Linked DNA regions of Homo sapiens: region 1 is linked to region 2. A link is an interaction called in ENCODE POLR2A ChIA-PET data of the cell type or tissue named here. Cell type or tissue: PC-9. All regions are shown on one strand. Links, peaks and the distances in the headings refer to the core of each region. The heading gives the core; the rest is flanking DNA. Region 1 holds the start of ZNF765-ZNF761 (ZNF765-ZNF761 readthrough). Region 2 holds the start of MIR371A (microRNA 371a).

The links. ChIA-PET counts read pairs that join two places held together with the same protein. Peaks named below come from ENCODE experiments on the same cell type or tissue, not always from the same donor. Only the 100,000 strongest peaks of a DNase experiment are listed, where the experiment ranks them.
Region 1: POLR2A ChIA-PET joins it to region 2 with 11 read pairs; 2 of 35 experiments call an interaction of 5 or more read pairs at or near these places.

Annotation. Positions count from the first base shown.
Region 1 is chr19:53,390,181-53,402,143 of GRCh38, reverse strand. It overlaps ZNF765-ZNF761 (ZNF765-ZNF761 readthrough), which reads right to left and starts at 6,995. Exons shown (of 13, transcript NM_001350496.2): 1 at 6,951-6,995; 2 at 4,114-4,201; 3 at 1-79. ZNF765 (zinc finger protein 765) reads right to left here and starts at 6,995. Exons shown (of 4, transcript NM_001040185.3): 1 at 6,951-6,995; 2 at 4,114-4,201; 3 at 1-79. The coding sequence starts at 4,128. RefSeq lists a silencer at 6,926-7,125. In PC-9, for the core only: CTCF peaks have their summits at 7,015 and 7,219; a DNase peak (open chromatin) is centred at 7,063; H3K4me3 peaks cover 2,644 bases; H3K27ac peaks cover 492 bases.
Region 2 is chr19:53,783,703-53,795,665 of GRCh38, reverse strand. NLRP12 (NLR family pyrin domain containing 12) reads left to right here. Exons shown (of 10, transcript NM_144687.4): 10 at 1,530-1,925. The coding sequence ends at 1,617. It overlaps MIR371A (microRNA 371a), which reads right to left and starts at 7,991; the gene lies at 7,925-7,991. It overlaps MIR371B (microRNA 371b), which reads left to right and starts at 7,924; the gene lies at 7,924-7,989. MIR372 (microRNA 372) reads right to left here and starts at 7,776; the gene lies at 7,710-7,776. It also overlaps MIR373 and LOC124904767. RefSeq lists enhancers at 2,519-3,019, 3,020-3,520. In PC-9, for the core only: CTCF peaks have their summits at 2,311 and 2,525 (motif pointing left); a DNase peak (open chromatin) is centred at 2,775.

The DNA.
Region 1 (11,963 bases), core at 2,549-10,548, 390 kb after region 2:
GAGTCCTCTGAGCAGGGTCCAGGCATTTCCACTCCTCCTGAGAGAATTCTATGGCCACATCCCTGAATGTCAATAGACCCTGAAATGAAAACACATTTTAACCAAATGGTTATGGGAGGAGTTCTTATCTTTACAGAAAATGAGAAGAAGAGAGAGGTGAAGGCATGGATTTAAATGCAGTGAATGTTCTAACAAATCTGAGTAAGGGATTTTTCACCGCATTTTGTCTTCCCAGTTGTGTTTACTAAAGTTCTTTTTTTTTTTTTTAAAGGTGGAGTCTCACTCTGTTGCCCAGCCTGGAGTGCAATGGCACAGTCTCTGCTCAATGCAACCTCCAAGTCCCAGGATCAAACGATTCTCCTGCCTTAGCCTCCTGAATAGCTGAAATTATAGGCACGTGCCACCACGACCAGTTAATTTTTGTATTTTTAGCAGAAACGGGGTTTCACCATATTGCCCAGTTTGGTCTCAAACTCCTGACCTCCTGATCTGCCTGACTCAGCCTCTCAAAGTGCTGGAATTACATGCATGATCCACCGTGCCCGGCCCAGAAACGTTTTTTTTTTTATTTTTATTTTTTTGAGACGGAGTCTCGCTCTGTCGCCCAGGCTGGAGTACAGTGGCGCGATCTCGGCTCACTGCAAGCTCCGCCTCCCCGGTTCACGCCATTCTCCTGCCTCAGCCTCCCGAGTAGCTGGGACTACAGGCGCCCACCACCACGCCCAGCTAATTTTTTGTATTTTTAGTAGAGACGGGGTTTCACCGTGTTAGCCAGGATTGTCTTGATCTCCTGATCTCGTGATCCGCCCACCTCGGCCTCCCAAAGTGCTGGGATTACAGGCGTCAGACACAGTGCCCGGCCCAGAAACATTTATTGACACACCAAGTGACATTCAGTATCTAGATGAGGCAGAGTATGAATGATGTCTTCAGAGATGACATTCACAGTTCACAGTGAAAGATGAGAAACTAAAATCTGGCTGGGTGCAGTGGCACATGCCTGTTATCCCAGCTACCTGGGAGGCTGATGCAGGAGAATTGCTTGATCCCAGGAGGCAGAGGTTGCAATGATCCGAAATCGCACCACTGCACTACAGTCTGGGCAACAGATACTCCATCTCCAAAAAAAAAAAAAATTAGCGAATTAGCGAGGCATGGTGGCAGGCACCTGTGGTTCCCAGCTACTTGGGACCCTGAGGTAGGAAGATGGCTTGAGCCTCAGGGTGGAGGTTTCAGTGAGCTAAGATCGTGCCACTGTGCTCCAGCCTGGGCAACACAGTAAGACCCAGTCTCAAAACAAAAGAAAATATATGAAAACTAGATTACTCAAAGTATGAAAATCCATTTTATGTATGTGTGTATATATATATATATATATATGTCAACAAATAATGAAACCTACACAGACTCACAAAAAACTAGATGTTAATACAAAGGGTTGTCATTTTCCCCAGATTTTCAAAATGGAAAAGTTGTTCAAAATATATATATTTGTGCATGTGTATATGTATGTATATGTATATGTGTATGTGTATATTGTGTGTGTGGGTGTGTATACATATAAAGGCTTTAAAAATATAAAAAGTAGCAAGTTTTGTTGAACTGAAGAGGAATCTCATCTTGCTGCAAAAGGATACATTGGCAGTTGGGGACAGGGGGGAATCTTGTCAGATCTAAGAAAACAGGAAATGCCTCATCCTAGAGGAAGTAATCACCCTTTCAACTGCCTGACCTGGAGGAATCGTGAGATATCTGTAGTAACGCGGGTGTGCACAGAGGCAGCCACTATGGCACTCTTTATACAGGGAAAAGTTGCAAAGGCCCATTTGTCATTCAGCCAATTTCCAATGCAGATGTCAAAGAGCAAGCTATCCACGTTTACTAACATGAGAACATGTAAATTTTCACAACCAGCAGGATCAAATATCGAAGTAAAATATTTACTGGAGCACAAAGAAAACAACAGACACTGGCGTCTACTTGAGGGTGGAGGGTGGGAGGAAGGAGAAGACTAGAAAAAATAACTACTGGGGGCCAGATGCGGTGGCTCATGCCTGTAATCCCACCACTTTGAGTGGCTGAGGCAGGTGGATCAAATGTCAGGAGTTCAAGATCAGCCTGGCCCACATGGTGAAACCCTGTCTCTACTAAAAATACAAAAATTATCAAGGCATGGTAGCAGGCCCCTGTAATTTCAGCTACTCAGGAGGCTGAGGCAGGAGAATCACTTGAACCCGGGAGGCAGAGGTTGCAGTGAGTTGAGATCATGCCATTATGCTCCAGCCTGGACAAAAAGAGCAAAACTCAGTCTCAAAAAAATAAATAAATAAAAAATAACTATTGGGTACGGGACTTAACACCAGAGTGATGAAATAACCTGAACAACAAACCCCGATGACCCTAGTTTACCTATGTAAGAAACCGGAACATATGGCCCCAAACGTAAAAATTTTTTTTTTTTTTTGAGATGGAGTCTTGATCTGTGCCCAGGCTGGGGTGCAGTGGCACAATCTCAGCTCACTGCAATGTCTGCTTCCCAGGTTCAAGTGATTCTCCTGCCTCAGCTTCCTGAATAGCTGGGATTAGGGGCACGTGCCATCACGCCAGGCTAATTTTTGTAAAAAAGTTATTTTTTTTTCAATTTATTGAATAATTTTTTCTAAAGTCTCATATGATGCAGAAATACATGTGTATGAGACTTGCTCTGACGCCTGGCACAGAACTGACAGTGGTGACTCCCCAGTGAGTTTGGAAGAAGGGTGGAGGATGTAACAGGGAAGGGAGATGCCTGATGGCAAAGGGTCTAAGCTGCAGCTTTGCTTGGAGTTTTACCACAAAACAAATATATTCACTATGTGATGTTTAAATAGAAAAATATATATTTTGGGGACTGTTGTGGGGTGGGGGAGGGGGGAGGGATAGCATTAGGAGATATACCTAATGCTAAATGATGAGTTAATGGGTGCAGCACACCAATATGGCACATGTATACATATGTAACTAACCTGCACATTGTGCACATGTACCCTAAAACTTAAAGTATAATAATAATTTTAAAAAAAAGAAAAATATATATTTAATAATAATCATTGGGGCTGGGCATGGTGGCTTATACCTGTAATCCCAGCACTCCAGGAGGCTGAGGCAGGCAGATCACCTGAAGTCAGTAGTTTGAGACCAGCCTGGCCAACATGGTGATACTCGTCACTAATAAAAATACAACAAAATTAGCTGGGCGTGGTGGTGCACACCTATAATCCCAGCTACTCGGGAGGCTGAGGCAGGAGAATCACTTGAACCCGGAAGGTGGAGGTTGCTGTGAGCCAAGATCATGCCACTGCACTTCAGCCTGGGCGACAAAGCAAGACTTCATATATGTGAAATATAATAATATTATCATAATATAATAGTACTGATAATAAAAATTATAACCAAAACACCTGTTTCACAAGCCTCTCCACAGGAACCCCACAGTCTCCATGAGCGTAATGTGCTAAGAATGGTTGAATGAATCTCCTGCTATTATTCAGGTTGATTTCCTATTCTTAAAATAAAGACGGAATAAAACATCTTGTATCATTCATGTCTGTGTATGAACTTTCCATTCTAATTAGTAAGATAGTTGGAGTCAGAAACACAGTAACTCACTCAATTACCTAAAAATGTAGTATAAAATCAGGCAGAAAAAATTGCTCCATATTGGTCACCTTTTCTAGAATTTACCACATACTTTGTGCACATGAATACATGACTTCCATTGGCAGTTGCTCTAATCCTGGTCTACAGAGAGCTGACAGAGCATCCAGATGTAGCCCCTGAACAATCCCTGCTGCCCAACAGCACTGACACCATGGGACCCTCACCCCATCTCCATCCATGTCTGGGTGTGAGCCCTTCCCAGGACCATGCCCAGTGCAGCCTCTTCCCAAGTTCATGTCACTGGATCATGGGAGATGGAATCTAAGCAAGATAAGAGGGAATGAAGGAAGGCATGGGTGAGTGCGAGCAAACCTGTCAGGCAAGATGCTTCAGACTCAGAGAAGATTCCAAACTCCAAGGTCAGCATTTCTGAAAAGAAGGAGACAGAACAATCCACCAAGAATATCATCTCACCTGAGGAAGAGCCATCCCTGACTCCTTTGCTTTCCTCTTCCTCTTCCAGGTTTCTTCCTCACATACCAAGAGTCTTTAGAAGTCAATCCTGAATGTTAGAAATATGTTGTTTATTGCTCAGAATCAACATATCCCCTCCCTGTAACACAACAACACATACAAAGGAGACCTCATCCTGAGGACATACGGTCCCCTATGCTGCCGACCACACCAGGGACAATAAACTCCTACAGGAAAACTCCCACTCCCCTCCCGGAGAAGCCCACACACACGCTGCAGCAGTGGGGAGCTGGGGTGGGATGAGCTCCCCTTTAGGGCACAGACCCAGGCCTGACCAAACCTCATGCAAAGGCTGGGTGCGGTGGCTCATGCCTGTCATCCCAGCACTCTGGGAGGCCGAGGTGCGTAGATCTCTTGAGCTCAGGTTTGAGACCAGCCTGGGCAACGTGGTGAAACCCCATCTCTACCAAAAGTACAAAAACTTAGCCAGGCATGGTTGTGCACGTCTGTGTGTCTGTGGTCCCAGTTACTTAGGAGGCTGAGGTGTGAGGATCGCTTGAGCTCAGGAGTTCGAGACCAGCCTGGCCAACATGGTGAAACCCTGTCTCTACTAAAAATTCAAAAATTGAGCCGGGCACACTTAAGTTTACACGCTTAACCGCATCATAAAGTTGCAAGCAGTACTTGGAATCATCACTAATGAAACAGCAAATGCATTAGACTTACTGGCCCAGCAAGCCACAAAAATGAGAAATGCCATCTACCAAAATAGATTAGCTTTCGACTACCTCCTAGCCTAGGAAGGAGGAGTATGTAGAAAGTTTAATCTAACTAATTGCTGCCTAGAAATCAATGACAATAGGAAGGCTGTTATAGAAGTAACTGCAAGAATAAAAAAATTATCCCATGTTCCAGTCCAGACTTAGACAAAGTAGACTCCCGAGTCCCTCTTTAGAGGCTGGTTTTCCTCCTTCAGTCGATTCAAAACCTTAACAGGAGTGGTTCTAGAAATACTAAGAATTGGTTTAATACTCCCTTACCTCACCTCTCCTTGTTAAGAACGTTCAATCAACTATAGAAGCAATTGTGACTAGGCAGACTACCACTCAGCTAATAGCTCCATATAAATATCAGCCTGTGCCTAAAGAAGAAAACCTGCTCTTTCATGAAGAATCCAGTAATAGTGGTGCTTTCTATTAAAACCTTATTTATAAAAAGCAGCAAAGGGAGAAAACTGAGGCAGAAATTTAAAAAATCAATATGCATTCATTCACTCCAAAAAACTAACAGGCAAGGCAAGGGTTAAAAAGAAAAGAAGAACAAGTTTTCCTCTGCCTAGCAAGCTCACTTCAAGGACAGTTATAAGATAACGCTTTTTGTGCAGCTGAAGCCAAAGGAATGAGCTCCAGAAAACCCCACTTTAGAACAAGAGTGAAGAAAAAAAAAGTCTGTATTTAGCTGTTCTTGTTTTTCTTTCAATGCAGCTACAAGACCACCAGCTATGCAAGGCCACAAGTTATGCTATGCTATAGATTATGTGACCAATCATTACATGATTAACTGCTTTTATTTTGCTTCTGTAAGCCTGCTTATAAAAACCCCACTCTGTCTTTGTTGAAATGCTCAGCTTTTTAGATGTAAATCCACTGAGCCGGTGCGTACCTTAAATAAACATCGTTCTGTCTCCCGCATACCGGTCTCTCTAGTACTTAGTTTCCCGCAACACCATCTCTGCGCCTCCTCTGCTCTCCCTGTTACATTCTCTCTTCCCTGTTATACCCTCATCCCCACTCTCTAGCACCCCAGATCCCCAGGTGTCCTCCCTGCTGTGCTTCTCCCTCTGTTCTCCTTGCCACCAGCACCACTCTGCTCTGTCTGCCCTGGCTCCAAATCCCTCCTCCTCTCCCTCACTCTGATGAGCCTCCCTCTTTGCTGTCCCTCTCCCTACCTTGCTCTCTGTCCTTCATCTCTCTGTACATCTACCTTTTCTCTACATTTCTCCAGTTGCTTTTCTCCTCCTTTTTTTTTTTTTCCCCCACATTTGCTGTGTCTGGCAAATCCCTCACCCATCCTCTACTTTGCCATCTGTTATGAGTCTTTTTTATTCTTCTTTTCTGTCTCAGGTTTTCTACTGCTCTACGTCTGTCTCCTGATCCCTTTAGCCTACACAAGCACCGGAGGCTTTGGATAAGACACAGGAGGGTTTGGAGCAAAACGCCTGCATCCCGGGGGAGCGCATTTTCCAGGGGCTGGAGCTGGGCAGGCAAGAACACCCCGTGTCACAGGACAGGCCCCGGGCACCTCCCTAACTCGGGCTCAGGGAAAGCAGTGACTGTGGAGGCGAACCTGGGGAGCAGTAGGGCCCGCAAAAGGAGGGAGGCGGCGGCGCCACGGCGCCTTAAGACAAGGGTGGGGTCTGCAGGATCCCAGGACCAGACAGAGGACGCGGCCTCCTTGGGGCTGGGGCCGCCGCGCTGCGTCCAGCTGCCAACGAGGGCGAGACTGGGAGGCGCTCAGGGAGGGAATTCACCTCTCGGGTGAGGACTTTAAAAAGCGCGGGACGGGAGGAGTCAGAAAAAGTTTCAGAGCAGGAAAACTACGTGATAGAAAGTGTATACATTGCCCTATAGCAGAAACACCCGGGACGGGACCAGCCTCAGGGGGACCTTAAACCCAAAAGGAAGCGACCCCCGGACTCTCACGGGGTCGTCTCAACTTGCTCTGGGTGAAGGAAGACGGCTGAGAATTTCCAGGTTAGTGGAGACCCCACGCCCCAGGTACAGAAGCGCCAGGGACCTGGGAAGCACAGACTTAATACAAAACAGAGCGAAACTCACCCGCGGCGGTGGGATAGTCACTCCACGCCGTCCGCTTCCGGGTCTGCGCGAAGCTGCGCGCGCAGGAAAGAAGCCAGGCCTGGGCGGGACCCGCGAGGAGGTGGGCGGGCTTGGGCGAGGTAGGGGCGGGGCAGAGAGACTTTACCCTTTAGAACCGACAGAGGGCGGGGCTGTGGCGGGACCTGTGAGTCTCTCAGCCTGGCTCCCAGGGCCTCAGTTTTCGGGTTTTGGAGGCGAGACCGGCCAGGAAGGCTGAGGCATGATTCAAAAGCCCTGGAATTGTCTGGAACGGGGATGCAAACTGGAATGTAAAATGCAAAGCCCTGCCTGGATGGAACGTACGATTTCATGCTGACAGCCCACAAAACAGAATAGAAATCCTCTCCCTTTCCAGTCTCCATTCACTTGGGAGGGAGAGTCCACCCTGTGCTCAGCTGCAGAGACTTCCCTAGGGCCACCGCCTGGGATGTGGGACGGAATGCTCAGGCCAGCGAGGAGTGAGGTCACCACCTTCTGGATAAACACAGCAGGGATGTGGGCGCGGGCGCGGGAGACTGAGGTCCCAGCTACTCAGGAAGCAGCGGCGGGAGGATTGCTGAGCCTGGGGGTCCAGGCCAGCCTGGGCGACAATGTAACACCCCCTCCCGCAGGGCTCCCTTCCTCGTCACTCTCTCTTTTTTTTCCTTTTTTTTTAAACGTTTTAAAATAAGAGTTTGATTGTGTGAGATAGGGATCTAACAGTATTCTTTTCCATGTGGATATCCAGTTAGTTGCCTCAGCACATTTTTGGAAGAGATTTATTCCTTTATTTATTTACTTATTTCTTTTGTTTTGAGACAGAGTATTTCTCTGTCGCCCAGGCTAGAGTGCCGTGATGGGATCTCGGCTCACTGCAGCCTCTGCCTCCTGGGTTTCAGCGATTCCCCTGCCTCAGCCTCCAGAGTATCTGCAATTACAGGCGCGTGCCACCATGCCCGGCTAATTTTTGTATTTTTGTAGACGAGTTTCACCATGTTGGCCAGTGTGGTCTCAAACTCTTGACTTTAAGGGATCCACCTGCCTGGGCCTCCTCAAAGTGCTGGGATCACAGGCGGGAGCCACCGCGCCTGGCCAAATACTTTTTACTTCACTTTCTAATTGTTAAGAAAATACAATTGAAAACGAAACAAAAAAATCTTCCCCCAAATGACAAAACATCTCCATGACGATAATAGAGAAAGAAATAAACACCATTTTATTAATAAGTAAGCCTTAGACCAGAATGTGATGGGAAATAGAGGCAAAGAGCTAAGAGGTTGAAAAAAGAGAAAGACACTTCACAGTTCTATACAACCCATTAAGTACATGTTTTCAAGATAAACACTAATCAGTCCTCAGGGAAAAGGACTTGACAACACCCTTGGTCACACATAGTTCATCCTGGCTCTAGTTGGTAATGGAGGTGACCATCTGTGTCAGCTAATTAGCTTCATGCAGAGGGAGGGGGAGAAACACTAACCCATGTCTTTTTGACAAGTGTGAGTTTTACAACATGGCTACAGGTGCCCTCTCTGGTGAGGCTCCTACAATGTGACAGAAACTGATGTCAGCAGTAAATAATAACATTTAGAATTTATGATTAAGTATAGAGTTTATCTGAACACAAAGCATGAGGATAGCCACCGGCAAACATCAACTCCTAATGAATGGGATCAACGTTCCCAAGTAGAGACGTTAAGGTTTCACACACAGGGAAAGACAGAGAAGTTTTAGGAGAATCAACACATTTTCCATTCAAGACCAGTGCATAGGTTGCAGCAAGTTGATTGGTGACGGAGTCATACACTTCAAGGAAGGTTATGTTATCACTCCATAAAAAGGGACAATGATCCCAGGAGGCCTTATCTCTGGGGCTGCTTAGTCTTCCTAGTTATTTACAGGAGAACTCTTTTCCTGTAAATAAGGGCAAGACTCGCCCAGGCTGGAGTGCAGTGGGGCGATCTCGGCTCACTGCAACCTCCACCTCTTGGATTCAAGCAGTTCTCCTGCCTCAGCCTCCCAAGTAGCTGGGATTACAGGCACACGCCACCATGCCTGTCTAATTTTTTGTTTGTTTGTTTGAGACAGAGTCTCGCTCTGTTGCCTAGGCTGGAGTGCAGTGACACGATCTCACCTGCTCACTGCAACCTCCACCTCCCGGGTTCAAGCGATTCTCCTGGCCCAGCCGCTAAATTTTGTATTTTTAGTAGTGACAGGGTTTCGCCATGTTGGGCAGGCTGGTCTCAAACTCCTGACCTTGTGATCCGCCCGCCTCAGCCTTCCAAAATGCTGGGATTACAGGCGTGAGCCACCGCGCCTCGCCTTTTGTTTTGCATTTTTAGTAGAGAGTGGGTTTTACCATGTTGGCCAGGCTGGTTCCGAACTTCTGACCTCAAGTGATCTGCCCGCCTTGACCTCCCAATGTGCTGGGATTACAGGCATAAGCCACCGCAGCCAGCCAGGAAAACTCGTAGAAGTTACGCCTGCGTTCCGCTGGACTCAGGTTGCATGAGCACATTCCTCTCAAGGTGTAGCAGGAGCAGCCGCGGATAAAAGCCCTCAGACACCCGGTTAAAGAAAGAAGTGGCTTTATTCAGCCGGGAGCATCGGCCAACTCACGTCTCAAGAACCGAGCTCTTTGAAGACTTTGTTTGGCCGGGAGTGTCGGCAGACCTGCCTCTCAAGAATTGAACCCCCCGAAGAAAGAGTTCCTGGCCCTTTTAAGGGCTTACAGCTCTAAGGGGTTCCACGGGAAAAGGTCATGACAGATTAAGAGCACATGTGGTTAGAGTTGGGGGGCAGTTAATCTTTTAACCTCAGGCCTGGTCATCAGTGGCGCTGGCTGGTCTTGTCACTGAATTCATTCCTGTTGTTTTTCAGCTTTTACTTCCTCCTCTTCAGAGACAGGAGACAGTAAGAGAAATGGCCTCTCTCCTCAAAGGCTCAGAATTATTTAAAGGCCATAGCTTTAAATTGGAATTATTTGATGTTTGAATTACTTAATTTCCTACTGAGATACAGGTACTGTCTCCCTTGTATTTTGCCTTTCAAAGAGAGCTCCCAAGTCCTTCAGAAATACATCCCTGGGTCATTAAGCTGAAAAAAGGTTTAGTTCGTTTCTAAAAAATACCACTTCAGACCAGGCGCGGTGGCTCATGCCTGTAATCCCAGCACATTGAGAGGCCAAGGCGGGCAAATCACTTGAGGTCAGGAGTTCAAAACCAGGCTTGTACCCGGGAGTCGGAGGTTGCGGTGAGCCAAGATCGTGCAATTGCACTCCATCCTAAACAACTAGAGGAAAACTCCATCTGAAAAAAAAAAAAAAAAAAAACTCAGAAGACAGAGAAAATCCATTTGCAAACTTTCGAAATCAGTGTCCTAAGAAAAGAGATGAAAGGAAAGAAAATCTCTTCCTTTATTTTCAAGGGAGGAATTACACCTCTCATTTATTTACGTGTTTGTTTGAGACAGGGTCTAGCTCTGTCACTGAAGCTAGAGTGTGGTGGCGAGATCAGGGCACTGCAGCTTCCAACTCCCTGGCTCAAGTGATCCTCCCACCTAAGTGCCCCGAGCAGCTGGGGCCACAGGCGTGCACCACCACACCGGGCTGTTTTGTTTTTTTTTTTAGTAGAGACGAGGTCTCATCATGTTGCCCAGGCTGATCTTGAACTCCTTGGCTCAAGAGATCCTCCCACCTCTGCCTCTCAAAGTGCTGGTGAGAGGTTAAGCCGGCTGGGCTTCTGGGTCGGGTGGGGACTTGGAGAACTTCTCTGACTAGCTAAAGGATTGTAAACACACCAATCAGGCCTCTGTGTCTAGCTAAAAGTTTGTAAACGCACCAATCAGCACTCTGTAAAAATGCACCTATCAGTGCTCTGTGTCTAGCTAAAGGTTTGAAAATCACCAATCAGCACTCTGTAAAAATGGACCAATCAGCACTCTGTAAAATGGACCCATTAGCAGGACATGGGCAGGGCCAAATTACTGCGAAGGTCTGCAGCTTCACTCCTGAAGTCAGCAAGACCACGAACACACCAGGAGGAAAAAACAACCCCAGACGCGACAGTTTCAAGAGCTGTAACACTCGCTGCAAAGGTCTGCCGCTTCAATCCTGAAGTCAAGCGAGACCACAACCCACCAGAAGGAAAAAACCCCGGACACATCTGAACATCTGAAGGAACAAACTCTGGACATGCCATCTTTAAGAACTGTAACACTCACCGCGAGGCTCTGTGGCTTTACTCTTAAAGTCAGCGAGACCAAGAACCCACCAGAGGGAACCAATTCCAGACACACTGGGATTACAGATGTGAGCCACTACTCTGGGCCCTGACTTTATTTCCATGAAATACGAATTGTCCTTCACCTCCTGTGTGTAATAGGCAGTTTTGCATGTCACCTTTCAGTTCCCATTATCCACTCAACCCAGGATCCTGCTTAGTTTAATAAGCCTTCTCGTTGTCAGTCCCAGCTGCAACCAGCGCCCTACTCCAGTCCTTTACCGAGGTCCCTGCCCCTCTACCCCGCCCTGCTTCAGACTGAGGGGAGCGTGCCCCGCCTGAAGGATGCATGACTCTACCTGCTCCAAAAAGGCTCTTTGCATTAAAACTATTTTCAACTTAAGAGGAAAAACGATTAAGCGTTCGGTACAGGTGGCTCACTACATGTAATATTAGGGGTAATATCACGGTACATCAGAAACAATCCACCAATCAGAACCCGGAGGACCCAGTCCTGGAGGGCAAGAGTATGACAGCAGGCGACAGCCATGGCCCAGCTGAGGAAAGAACCCGGATCCGCCCCCCTTCAGGCCCCGCCCTTCAGAACAAAACCCCTTTCAGACCCCGCCCCGAAAATGATAACCCTCTGGCCCCAGCCCTTCTCGCTGTCCTGGGCGGCCCCAAGGCAGCCTCCTCCCTCTTGCCCCGCCCCAGTCCCGTTCCAGGTCCCACCCCCACCCTCTAACCTGGCCCGGCTTCCAAAGCGGCCTCCACC
Region 2 (11,963 bases), core at 1,668-9,667:
GCGGTGGCTCACACCTATAATCCCAGCACTTTGGGAGGCCGAGGCGGGTGGATCACGAGGTCAGGAGATCGAGACCATCCTGGCTAAAATGGCGAAACCCCGTCTCTAATAAAAACACAAAAAATTAGCCGGGCGTGGTGGCGGGCGCCTGTAGTCCCAGCTACTCAGGAGGCTGAGGCAGGAGAATGGCGTGAACCCGGGAGGTGGAGCTTGCAGTGACCCAAGATCACACCACTGCACTCCAGCCTGGGTGACAGAGTGAGACTCCATCTCAAAAAAAAAAAATTTCCTTGTCTGTTGAAGGGGACCATCGTGGCTCACCAATTGCATTGGAGGTCACTGTGATTCGAGTGAGAATCTAGAATTACTCTGCCTGGGTTCAAACTCCAATTGCTTTTTTTTTGGACAGGATCTTGCTGTGGCCCAGGCTGGAGTGCAGTGATGCAATCAAAGTTTAGGCTGGGTGCAGGGGATGGCGCCTGTAATCCCAGTACTTTGACAGGCTGAGTTAGGAAAATTGCTTTCTTTACACACACACACACACACACACACACACACGCACACACCAGGTATGGTGGCACACACCTCTAATCAAAGCTACTCAGGGGGCTGAGGTGGGAGGATCCTTTGAGCTCAGGAGTTCAAGGCTGCAGTGAACCATGATTACGCCACTGGGTGACCCAGCAGGAACTTGTCTCAAGAAAAAAAAGGCCAAGGCAGGCAAATCACTTGAGGCCAGGAGTTCAAGACCAGCCTGGCCAACATAGCAAAACCACATCTCTACTAAAAATACAAAAACTTACGGCTGGGAGCGGGTGGCTCTATGCAAAAATTAGCCAGGCATGGTGGCACGTGACTGTAATCCCAGCTACTTGGGAGGCTAAGGCAGGAGAATCGCTTGAAGCCAGGAGGCGGAGGTTGCAGTGAGCTGAGATCATGCCACTGCACTCTAGCCTGGGCAACAGAGCAAGACTCCATCTTGGGGAAAGAAAAAAAAAATGGAGAACATAGTTGCATCTTCATAAGGCTATGATAAATTATGAATTGGCCAGGTGTGGTGGCTCACACCTGTAATCCCAGCACTTTGGGAGGCCGAGGTGGGCGGATCACGAGGTTAGGAGACTAGGACCATCCTGGCTAACACGGGTGAAACCTTGTCTCTACTAAAAATACAAAAAATTAGCCGGGCGTGGTGGTGGGCGCCTGTAGTCCCAGCTACTGGGGAGGCTGAGGCAGGAGAATCGCTTGAACCTGGGAGGTGGAGGTTGCAGTGAGCTGAGATTGCACCACTGCACTCCAGCCTGGGTGACAGAATGAGACTGTGTCTCAAAAAAAAAAAAATTATGCAGTTAACACAGCTTGGGGACTTGCATGTAGCATGTAGTAAGCCTACTTTCCAGCAGCGTTGGGTGGAATTTCTGGAGGATCATGGAATTATCTTACCACGGTAGTGCACAATAGATACTTAAGGCTTATTAATTGAATGCCACAGTAGTACACTGGAATAATATCAACTCTTGTGTCCACAGGTTATTTGGGATGGACCTGAATAAAATGACCCACAGTAGGTTGGCAGCGCTTCGAGTAACAAAACCTTATTTGGACATTGGCTGCTGAATGGTCCTATCTGCTGGCTCTCCCCTGAGATCTGGACAGAGGAAGATGGGAGGGTGCTCATCACCCCCCCAGCATAATGATCAGCCTCCTTCCTAGAGACAGACTCATGCAGATTGAGATCAAAAGTCCCTCTGCTTGGGATCAAATTAATGTTTGACAGAGCTGGCCAGGCGTGGTGGCTCATGTATGTAATCCTAGCACTTCGAGAGGCCGAGGCAGGTGGATCACGAGGTCAGGAGTTTGAGATTAGCCTGGCCAAGATGGTGAAACCCTGTCTCTACTAAAAATAAAAAAAAATTAGCCAGGCATGGTGGCGGGCACCTGTAGTCCCAGCTACTCAGGAGGCTGAGGCAGGAGAATCGCTTGAACCCGGGAGGTGGAGGTTGCAGTGAGCCGAGATCGCGCCACTGCACTCCAGCCTGGGCGACAGAGTGGGACTCCATCTCAAAAAAAAAAAAAAAAAAAGTTTGACGGAGCTTTAAGGGATGACCAACTAAGAGAGGTTTGATGGCCCCTAACAGGAGGGGTAAATCCCAACAGGGGCCAGGTGCGGTGTCTCACGCCTGTAACCCCCGTACTTTCAAAGGTGGAGGCAAGATGGGTTGCTTAAGTCTAGGAGTTAGAGACCAGCCTAAGCAACATAGCAAGACTCCACTGTTACTAATTAGCCAACTACTATTAATTAGTACAATTAATTACCCAGGAGTAGCAGCACATGCCTGTAGTCCCAGCTACTCTGGGGACTGAGGTGGGAAGATCGCTTGAGCCCAGGAGGTCGAGGCTGCAGTGAGCTGTCATTGCATCACTGCGCCCCAGCCTGGGCAACAGAGGGAGACGGTGAAAAATGGCCAGTAGGGGCCCTCAGAGGCCACCCAGCCCTGCCAAGCCCTGGCTGCATCGGAACATAGTAATATTTGAGCTCTGGGGTGGGTGCCACTGCCATCTAGTGGACGACACTAGGAATGCATGCCAACATCCAGCAAGGAATGCACAGGACAAAGCACTTGGTCCAAAGGCAAATTGTGCCAAGTTGAGGAAAGCCTATTCTCAAATGTCACAGGATACATGGGGCAACTCAGCATTTGGGAAGAGACTGGTATGCAAGCTAACCCTCAGAATGCTTGTTATGCCAACAGCCCTGATCCTCCCTTGCTGGAGGGGATAATGTCTGAAATCTTAACGTGGCAGGCATGTCAGGATGGCCCCCTGCCTGGAATTCACTGGGCCCTGCCAAGAACTGACACCTACAAGGCCACGTGTAGGCTGGCCATAACCTATTATACACTGTGCTTTCAACAAAAATACCGCCAGATGCGGTGACTCATGCCTGTAATCCAAATACTTTCGGAGGCCAAGGCAGGCAGATCAGCTGAGGTTAGGAGTTCGAGACCAGCCTGGCCAACATGGTGAAACCTACTAAAAATACAAAAATTAGGCTGGGCACGGTGGCTCATGCCTGTAATCCCAGCACTTTGGAGGCCGAAGCGGGCGGATCACTAGGTCAAGAGATCAATACCATCCTGGCTAACACAGTGAAACCCCATCTCTACTAAAAATACAAAAAATTAGCTGGGTGTGGTGGCATGCACCTATAGTCCCAGCTGCTGGGGAGGCTGAGGCGGGAGAATCGCTTGCACCTGGGAGGCAGAGGTTGCAGTGAACCGAGATCGCACTACTGCACTCCAGCCTGGGCGACAGAGCGAGACTCCATCTTAAAAAAAAAAAAAAAAAAAGGGTGTGGTGGCTCACACCTGTAATCCCAGCACTTTGGGAGGCCAAGGAGGGCAGATCACCTGAGGTCGGGAGTTCAAGACCAGCCTGACCAACATGGAGAAACCCTGTCTCTAATAAAAATATAGAATTAACCAGGCGTGATAGCACATGCGGGTAATCCCAGCTACTCGGGAGGCTGAGGCAGGAGAATCACTTGAACCCGGGAGACAGAGGTTGCAGTGAGCAGAGATCACGCCATTGCACTCCAGCCTGGGTGATAGAGACGCCGTCTCAAAAAAAAAAAAAAAAAAAAAAAAAAGAGGAATCCATATTCCCTTGGCTGGGTGCAGAGGCTCACGCTTGTAATCCCAGCACTTTGGGAGGCCAAGGCGGGTGGATCACAAGGTGAGGAGATCAAGACCATCCTGGCCAACATGGTGAAACCCCGTCTCTACTAAAATACAAAAAATTAGCAGGGCGTGGTGGAGGGCGCCTGTAGTCCCAGCTACTCAGGAGGCTGAGGCAGGGGAACCACTTGAACCCAGGAGGCGGAGGTTGCAGTGAGCCGAGATTGTGCCACTGCACTCCAGCCTAGTGACAGAGCAAGACTCTAAAAAAAAAAAAAATGCATATTCCCATTTCAATACACAGAAACCTATATTCCCATTATTAGGAATTCGAACTAAGAATCTTTAAACTATGTCACTGCCCGGTGGGAAATCAGGTCCCCATGCTGTGCTCAGCCCACACACTGGAGATCTACAGACCAGAACCTGCAAGGAGACTGAGGCAGTTTCAGAAAAAGTGACCTTACAACTCCAGAGATCAGATACTGATTCAGTCCTGTAGACATAATTGTCCCATTGGCCAGGTGCAACAGCTCATGTCTAATTCCAGCTCTTTAGAAGGCCAAGAATTTTTACACCAACCTTAAGGTGCCGCCTGAACACAAAAAAATTATCTACTCTATGTACTACTATCTATCTACCCCAGAAGGGGTATTCATGCATAGACCCAGCTACTGAAGCTGAGGAAAAATGCTTGAGTCCAGGAAGTGGAGGCTACACCTAGCTCGACAGAACCGCTACATTCCAGCCTAGATGACATGATCGTCTACAAAAAAGAAACTAAAAATGGCCCACCATTACCACGTAAAACTGTGCCTTAAGCTTTCTGCAATCCCAGCACTTTGGGATAAGAGATTGTTTAGGTTTCAAGACCAGATTGGGCAACATAGTGGGATCCTATCTCTAAATTTTTTAAAAAGTTATTTACCCAATATTCTTTATATGTCTGCATTCAGTCCTGTTTCCACAGCTGCTTCTGAAGCAAACAGCCCTGCTTACAAACCACCCCCACCTACACCCTGCTGGCCATACAGGCTAAACCCTAAACAAGCTTAAGAAACTCAACTAAAGGCTGGGCGCAGTGGCTCAAACCTGTAATCTCAGAATTTTGGGAGGCCAAGGTGGGTGGATCACTTGAGGTCAGGAGTTTAGTGAGACCAGCCCGGCCAACATGGGGAAACGCCATCTGTACTAAAAATCCAAAAAAAATTAGCTGGGCATGGTGGTGGGTGCCTATAATACCAGCTACTCGGGAGGCTGAGGCAAAAGAATCGCTTGAACCTGGGAGGTGGAAGTTGCAGTGAGCCAAGATCATGCCATTGTACTCCAGTCTGGCGACAGAGCGAGACTCCATCTCTTTAAAAAAAAAAAAAAACAAAAAAAAAAACACAAAAACAAAAAACCCTCAACTAACAATCCCCAAGCTGCCCGTAGAAAAGATGACAGGAGGCCCAGGTAGGTCAAATATAAAGAGAAGTCTTACTGGTTACCGTGGCGGACTCCCCACCAGTGGTGGCGGTATTGGGACAGAGGCTACAACTGCTTTATGAATTGCGGGTACAAATAGCAAAACAAAACTCCCTTGAATTTGAGATCTTACTTCAGTTCAGATACTGTGGAGTGGGCAAAGCAGCCGCAAGGGTTTGGAACACCTACAGGGGATAGGAAAACTTACAGGGGATAGTGGCCAGCAGACCCGGAAACCAGTGATAGGGCAAACAGCAACTAAGAACCTACTGAAGGCCCCACGTGGTGGCTCACGCCTATAATCCCAGCACTTTGGGAGGCCGAGGTGGGTGGATCACCTGGGGTCAGGAGTTCCAGAGCAGCCTGGCCAACGTGGAGAAATCCCATCTCTAAAAAATGCAAAAAATTAGCCAGGCGTGGTGGCTTATGCCTGTAATCCCAGCTACTTGGGAGGCGGGGGCAGGAGAATCGCTTAAGCTGGCAGAGGTTGCAGTGAACCAAGATTGCGCCATTGCGCTCCAACCTGAGCGAGAGCACGAGACCATCTGAAGCAAAAAAACCTTCCAAATATGAACTTAGGCCTGGCACTGTGGCTCACACCCATCATCCCAGGGAGGCCACCCAGGGCAAGACAGTAAAGCCCCATCTCTACTAAAGGAGGGATGTTTGATTCCCCCTAAGTTTCAGACCAAGCTGGCCAATGTATGAGACCCCAATTTCTACTAAACATTAGTGGAGCATGGCGGGGACACTCCTGTGGTGCCAGCTACTAAGGGTGGGGTGAGGGGGGGCTTATATGGGAAGATCTTTTGATCTAGGGAGCTCAGGCCTGCAGGGAGCTGTGATGGTGCCACCACACTTCAGCCTGGGTGGTTTTTATTTTTTGAGACAGTTATCGCTGTCACCCAGGCTGGAGTGCAGTGGCACAACCTCGGCTGGCTGCAAGCTCCACCTCCCGGGTTCATGCCCTTTCTGCCTCAGCCTGTGACTACAGGCACCCACCGCCATGCCCGGCTAATGTTTTTGTATTTTTTAGTAGAGATGTGGTTTCACCGTGTGAGCCAGGATGGTCTTGATCTGACCTCATGATCAGCCTGCGTCGGCCTCGGCAGTGCTGCCACTGTGCCCGGCCTTACTTTTTAAACTTGTTTGAAGTTTAAAGAGCAGAACTCTCAAAGAGCATAACTCTAAGTTCTAGCAGGGGTAGAAGGGAAGCACAAAATACTGACAAGTATTTTTAGGCAATGTACTTGGGTCATAGAAGAAGGTTCAGTAACGCCAGACATGAGGCTCATGCCTGTAATCCCAGCACTTGTGGGTGGCAGAGGAACCCAATAGACCAGAAACACATGATGTTGTTCACATTTTATTAAAAAAAAAAGTTAGGAAAAGTGAGACTGTGGCATTGTCCGTGTAGCAGGGTGGAAGCACTCCAGCCCATGCTCTGGCCAAACCCACTTCAAGCCTTACATGCATGCTGCCTACCAAATTCAGGAACAGGACCCCAAATTCCCTTTAAGGCCAACCAGATTCCCCCGACACCCCATCAAGCTTTTCCTGCCCTGTTCATCTGCAGGTGAACCCCGTATCCTGCCCACCCCAGAATATGCCAATTTTTATTATCTAAAATGGAGCATACAGACTGGTGCCCCGCAGAGAAGCCCGGGAACTCCAGGTCATAGCTGAAGCTGCAGTCAGACCCGCAGGCTCCCTTGAAGCAGGATGGTTCGTGATGCCCTACTCAAACAGGGACACCCCAAAATCGAAGCACTTCCCAGTACAGACAAAAAGGAAAGCGCCCCCATTTTGAGTATCCCAGTATGAGCTCCTCGCGAGGATCTGCCATCACTGTGACTTTCTTGCCTACAAGAGGTTGGCCTCCAATCATCCAAGCACATGTTAAATGTCAGCAATAAACTTGCTTGCTATGGGGGAAGAGGAAAGTTACATATCAATTATAACACCAACAGCAAAAAGCATTCCTTTCTTTGTGCATACAGCCCCTTGGTCACAGCTGCTGTTTTTTTTTTTTTTTTTCTTTGAGAATGAGTCTTGCTCTGTCGCCCAGGCTGGAGTGCGGTGGCGCGATCTCGGCTCACTGCAAACTCCGCCTCCCGGGTTCACGCCATTCTCCTGCCTCAGCCTCCCAAGTAGCTGGGACTACAGGCGCCCGCCACCACGCCCGGCTCATTTTTTGTATTTTTAGTAGAGACGGGGTTTCACCGTGTTAGCCAGGATGGTCTCGATCTCCTGACCTCGTGATCCGCCTGCCTCGGCCTCCCAACGTGCTGGGATTACAGGTGTGAGCCGCCGCGCCCGGCGCAGGCGCACAGCCGCCCTCTGAACCTTCTCTTCCTTTCACCATCTAACCCAGATTCCCTTAGTTGTGTCAGGTGAGAGCCCAGGAGGCCCCCTTCCCTTCCCCAGGTTTTCCGGAGCCATTACAGCCAGACGCTGTAAGGGACCTGTACCCAAGACAGTTTCCGGCTGGGAATCGAAACCACAGGCTCTTTAGTTCCTGCAGAAGACCGAGCTCCACGGCATCCGTTGATATGGGCGTCACCGGTGACGCTCAAATGTCGCAGCACTTTCCACTTGGACATCAGAATAGTGCTCCACATTTGAGGCCCACAGGGTGAGCAGCTCCATCTGCAAGAGCCCCGGCCAAGAAATTTATATCACGAGGAAACGGCCATAGGCAGGGTCTAGGGCCATCCTGCTACCCGCCCCCTCACCCAATCAAAATGGTATCTTCTCCGCAGGTTGAGTCTTCTCAAGCGGTAACACTCAAAAGATGGCGGCACTTTCACCAGAGAGCAGAAAGTGCCCCCACAGTTTGAGTGCCACAGGCTGAGGGGATGCGGCAAGGCGGCGATCGCAAGTGGAAGCACTTACCCATCAGAAGAGGCTTTTAAGCAAGGAGGTGGAGAGTAGCCCTTGATGAGCTGTTGAAGGTCTACAAAGCACGAATTTAACGACCCTTTCTTAAAAAGTAAAAAACAAGGCTTTCCACGTATAGATATTCAAAGCACTCCCCCGCCCATAGCCTCCAGATGCAAGCCATGAGGACTGAGTACAATGCAAGTAGGAAGGAACACGTGTGAGGGACAGTGGGGCCTTCGTCCTTAAGACTGAAAAAAAATCACAGAAATAGAACAAAAGTACAGCCCGGCTGGGCGGAGTGGCTCAAGCCTGTAGTCCCAGCTACTCGGAAGGCTACGGTGGTAGGATTGCTCTTGAGCCCAGGAGTTCGAGACCAGCTTGGATAACATAGAAAACCCCATCTCTCCTAAAAAAAAAAAAAAAAAAGCAGAAAAACGCACATGGGAATGGTGGTGCGCGCCTGTGGTCCCAGCTACTGGAGGCTAAAAGGGTGAGTCCCAGGAGGTCGAGGCTGCAAGGCGCCATCATCCTACCTGTGCACTTCATCCTGGGCGACAGTGAGATCCTGACCCTAAAAAATAAAGTAAAATGAAAGAAAATAAAATAACATAGCAATACTCACAGAGGCCAATGATACGTCCACACCTCAGGTCTGCCAGAAAGAACAAGGTTCACTGCAGCTGCGTTCTTATATAGGGTGAGAGCCCACTCAACTTTGATAGGATTAAAGCCCACCCCTTCCCACCCTCTCATTCCCCCTGGTCTCCGCCCCAAGCCACCCTGCTCCCTTTGATCCTAGCTTGCCTTAGTCAGACACACCTTCATAAACTTTTTCAAACACTGATTCAAATAGAAATTAGGTGATCCCTATTACTAGTAACGCCAACATGTATTCGTTATAAATACATTGGAAAACACAGAGAAATAACCAGAAGAAAATCATTCCACCAGTCATCCACTCAACAAATATTTAAATATAGTATTTTGGCAGAGCGCAGTGGCTCACACCTGTAATCCCAGCACTTTGGGAGGCCGAGGCGGACGATCACTTGAGGCCGGGAGTTCGAGACTAGCCTGGGCAACATGGCGAAACCCCGTCTCTACCAAAAAAATACAAAAATTACCCACGCATGGTGGTGTGCACCTGTAATCTCAGCTGCTTGGGAGGCTGAGGCAAGAGAATTGCTTGAACCCGGGAGGCAGAGGTTGCAGTGAGCCAAGATTGTGCCACTGCATTCCAGCCTGGGGACAGAGTGAGACCGTGTCTCAAAAAATAAATAAATAGGCTGGGCACAGTGGCTCATGCCTATAATGCCAGAACTTCAGGAGGCCGAGGCAGGCAGATCACGAGGTCAAGCGATCGAGACCATCCTAGCCAACATGGTCTCTACTAAAAATACAAAAATTAGCTCGGCGTGGTGGTGGATACCTGTAGTCCCAGCTCCTCGGGAGGCTGAGGCAGGGGAATTGCTTGAACCCAGGAGGCAGAGGTTGCAGTGAGCCAAGATCGCCCCACTGCACTCCAGCCTGGGTGACAGAGTGAGACTCCATCTCAAAAATAATAATAATAAATTTTAAAAAAATAAAAAAGCTGGGTGCGGTGTGGCTCACACCTATAATCCCTGCTACTCAGGGGGCTGAGGTGGGAGAATCCTTTGAACCCTGGAGGTGGAGGTTGCGGTGAGCCGAGATCACACCACTGCACTCCATTCTGGGCGACAGAGTGAGACTTAGTCTCAAAAAAAAAAAGAGAGGGAGAAAAGAAAAAAACAGTGCGGCAGTGAACATTTTTGAGAGCAACTTTGATAAAAAAGCGGAAACATTTCTGATTTTATTTAATGAAACCACTAGAGTTCCTTTGACCTTGAGGCATAGAGAGGAACTCAAAAAGGTGGGTGTTGGAGAGGTGAGGAGGGGCTTGAAAATGGTAAGTGCTCAAAATAATGAATGACTCAAGGAAGGGGAAGACTTGGGGCCCCAGGAGGCCAGGGTTTCCTTCCCATTTGTAATCCTAGCCAGCTGCGGGAGTACGTGCTCAACCTTTCTGGTTAAACCTAGTTCCTTCATCAATGAAAATGTACAGCATTTGCTGCAAAGGATGGCGAGAGATAGAAATGAGACAGCAAATAGCATGTTTGGCGAGAATCGCTAGAACCCAGGAGGCAGAGGTTGCAGTGAGCTCACATCACGCCACTGCACTCCAGCCTGGGTGATAGAGCCAGACTCCATCTCAAAAAAAAAAAAATTCTTGCTTTGATCTTTGTCAAGGTTGCGGGAGGTCAGTGCTTATGTCCTTACAGCTCAGCCATCCAGATTCCTATCTAACCTACTCACTCCTCTCACACTGCACCTGGATTTTCTGCTATTTGTGAACCACCTGGATGATCTCTCGGGTATTTCCTAGAACTCGGCTTTTTCTCATCACCTCATTTTGTCTTTGCAAATTTCTCCTTTAAGGGCGGCTTTCTTCTCCTGCCCTTGGGCCAGCACAGCGAGTTCATTGCTGACTTTTTTTTTTTTTTTTTGAGACGGAGTCTCCCTCAGCCACCCGGGCTGGAGTGCAGTGGCTCGATCTCGGCTCACCACAACCTTCGCCTCCCAGGTTCAAGTGATTCTCCTGCCTCAGCCTCCCGAATAGCTGAAATTACAGGCATGTGCCACCACGCCGGCTAATTTTGTATTTTTAGTAGAGACGGGGTTTCTCCATGTTGGTCAGGCTGTTCTCAAACTCTCAAACTCAGGTGATCTGCCCGCCTCGGCCTCCCAAAGTGCTGGGAATACAGGCGTGAGCCACCGCACCCGGCCAACGTTTGTATTTTTGAATATAAAAAATGTTATTAGTGCAATTGAATTTAATCAACATTCAACAAAGAGTATAGTCAAAGACGATTTTTAAGTGCATTTGAAAGAGGACTGCAGGCAGTGGCTCAAGCCTGTAATCTCAGCAATTTGGAAAGCTGAGGTGGGAGGATCTCTTCAGCCCATGAGTTCAAGGCTGCAGTGAGGCCTGATCCTGCCACTGAACTCCAGCCCAGGTGACAGAGCAAGACCCCATCCCTGGAAAGAAAGAAAAAAGAAAAGAAAAAAGATCCGCTGGGCACGGTGGCTCACACCTGTAATCTCAGCACTTTGGGAGGCCGAGGTGGGCGGATCACCTGAGGTCGGGAGTTCAAGACCAGCCTGGCCAACATGGAGAAACTCCGTCTCTACTAAAAATACAAAATTAGCCGGGGTGGTGGTGCATGCTACTCAGGAGGTTGAGGCAGGAGAATCGCTTGAACCCGGGAGGCGGAGGTTGTGGTGAGCCGAGATCGCGCCATTGCACTCTAGCCTGGGCAACAAGAGCAAAACTCTGTCTCAAAAAAAAAAAAAAACAAAGAATAAAGAAAAAATATCCAATGTGATATTTTACTTTTTTGTTGTATAATTTGTTTAAAAATATAGAGATGGGCTGGGCATAGTGGCTCATTCCTGTAATCCCAGCACTTTGGGAGGCTGATGCAGGCGGATCAGTTGAGGTCAGGAGTTCAAGACCAGCCTGGTCAACATAAGAAAACCCCGTCTCTACTAAAAAATACAAAAATTAGCCCGGTGTGGTGGTGGGCGCCTGTAATCCCAGCTACTCGGGAGGCTGAGGCAGGGAGAAATGCTTGAACCTGGGAGGCAGAGGTTGCAGTGAGCCGAGATCACACCATTCACTTTAGCCTGTGTGACAGGGCAAGACTCCGTCTCAAAAAAAGAAAAAGAAAGAAAGAAAAAAAATACATATATATATATATATATATGAGAGAGAGAGAGAGAGAGAGAAGAGAGAGAGAGAGAGGGAGATGCTGGTCTTGCTTTGTTGCCTAGGCTGGTCTCAAACTCCTGGGCTCAAGCGAACCTCTCACCTTGGCCTCCCAAAGTGCTGGGATTACAGGCATAAGCCACCACGCC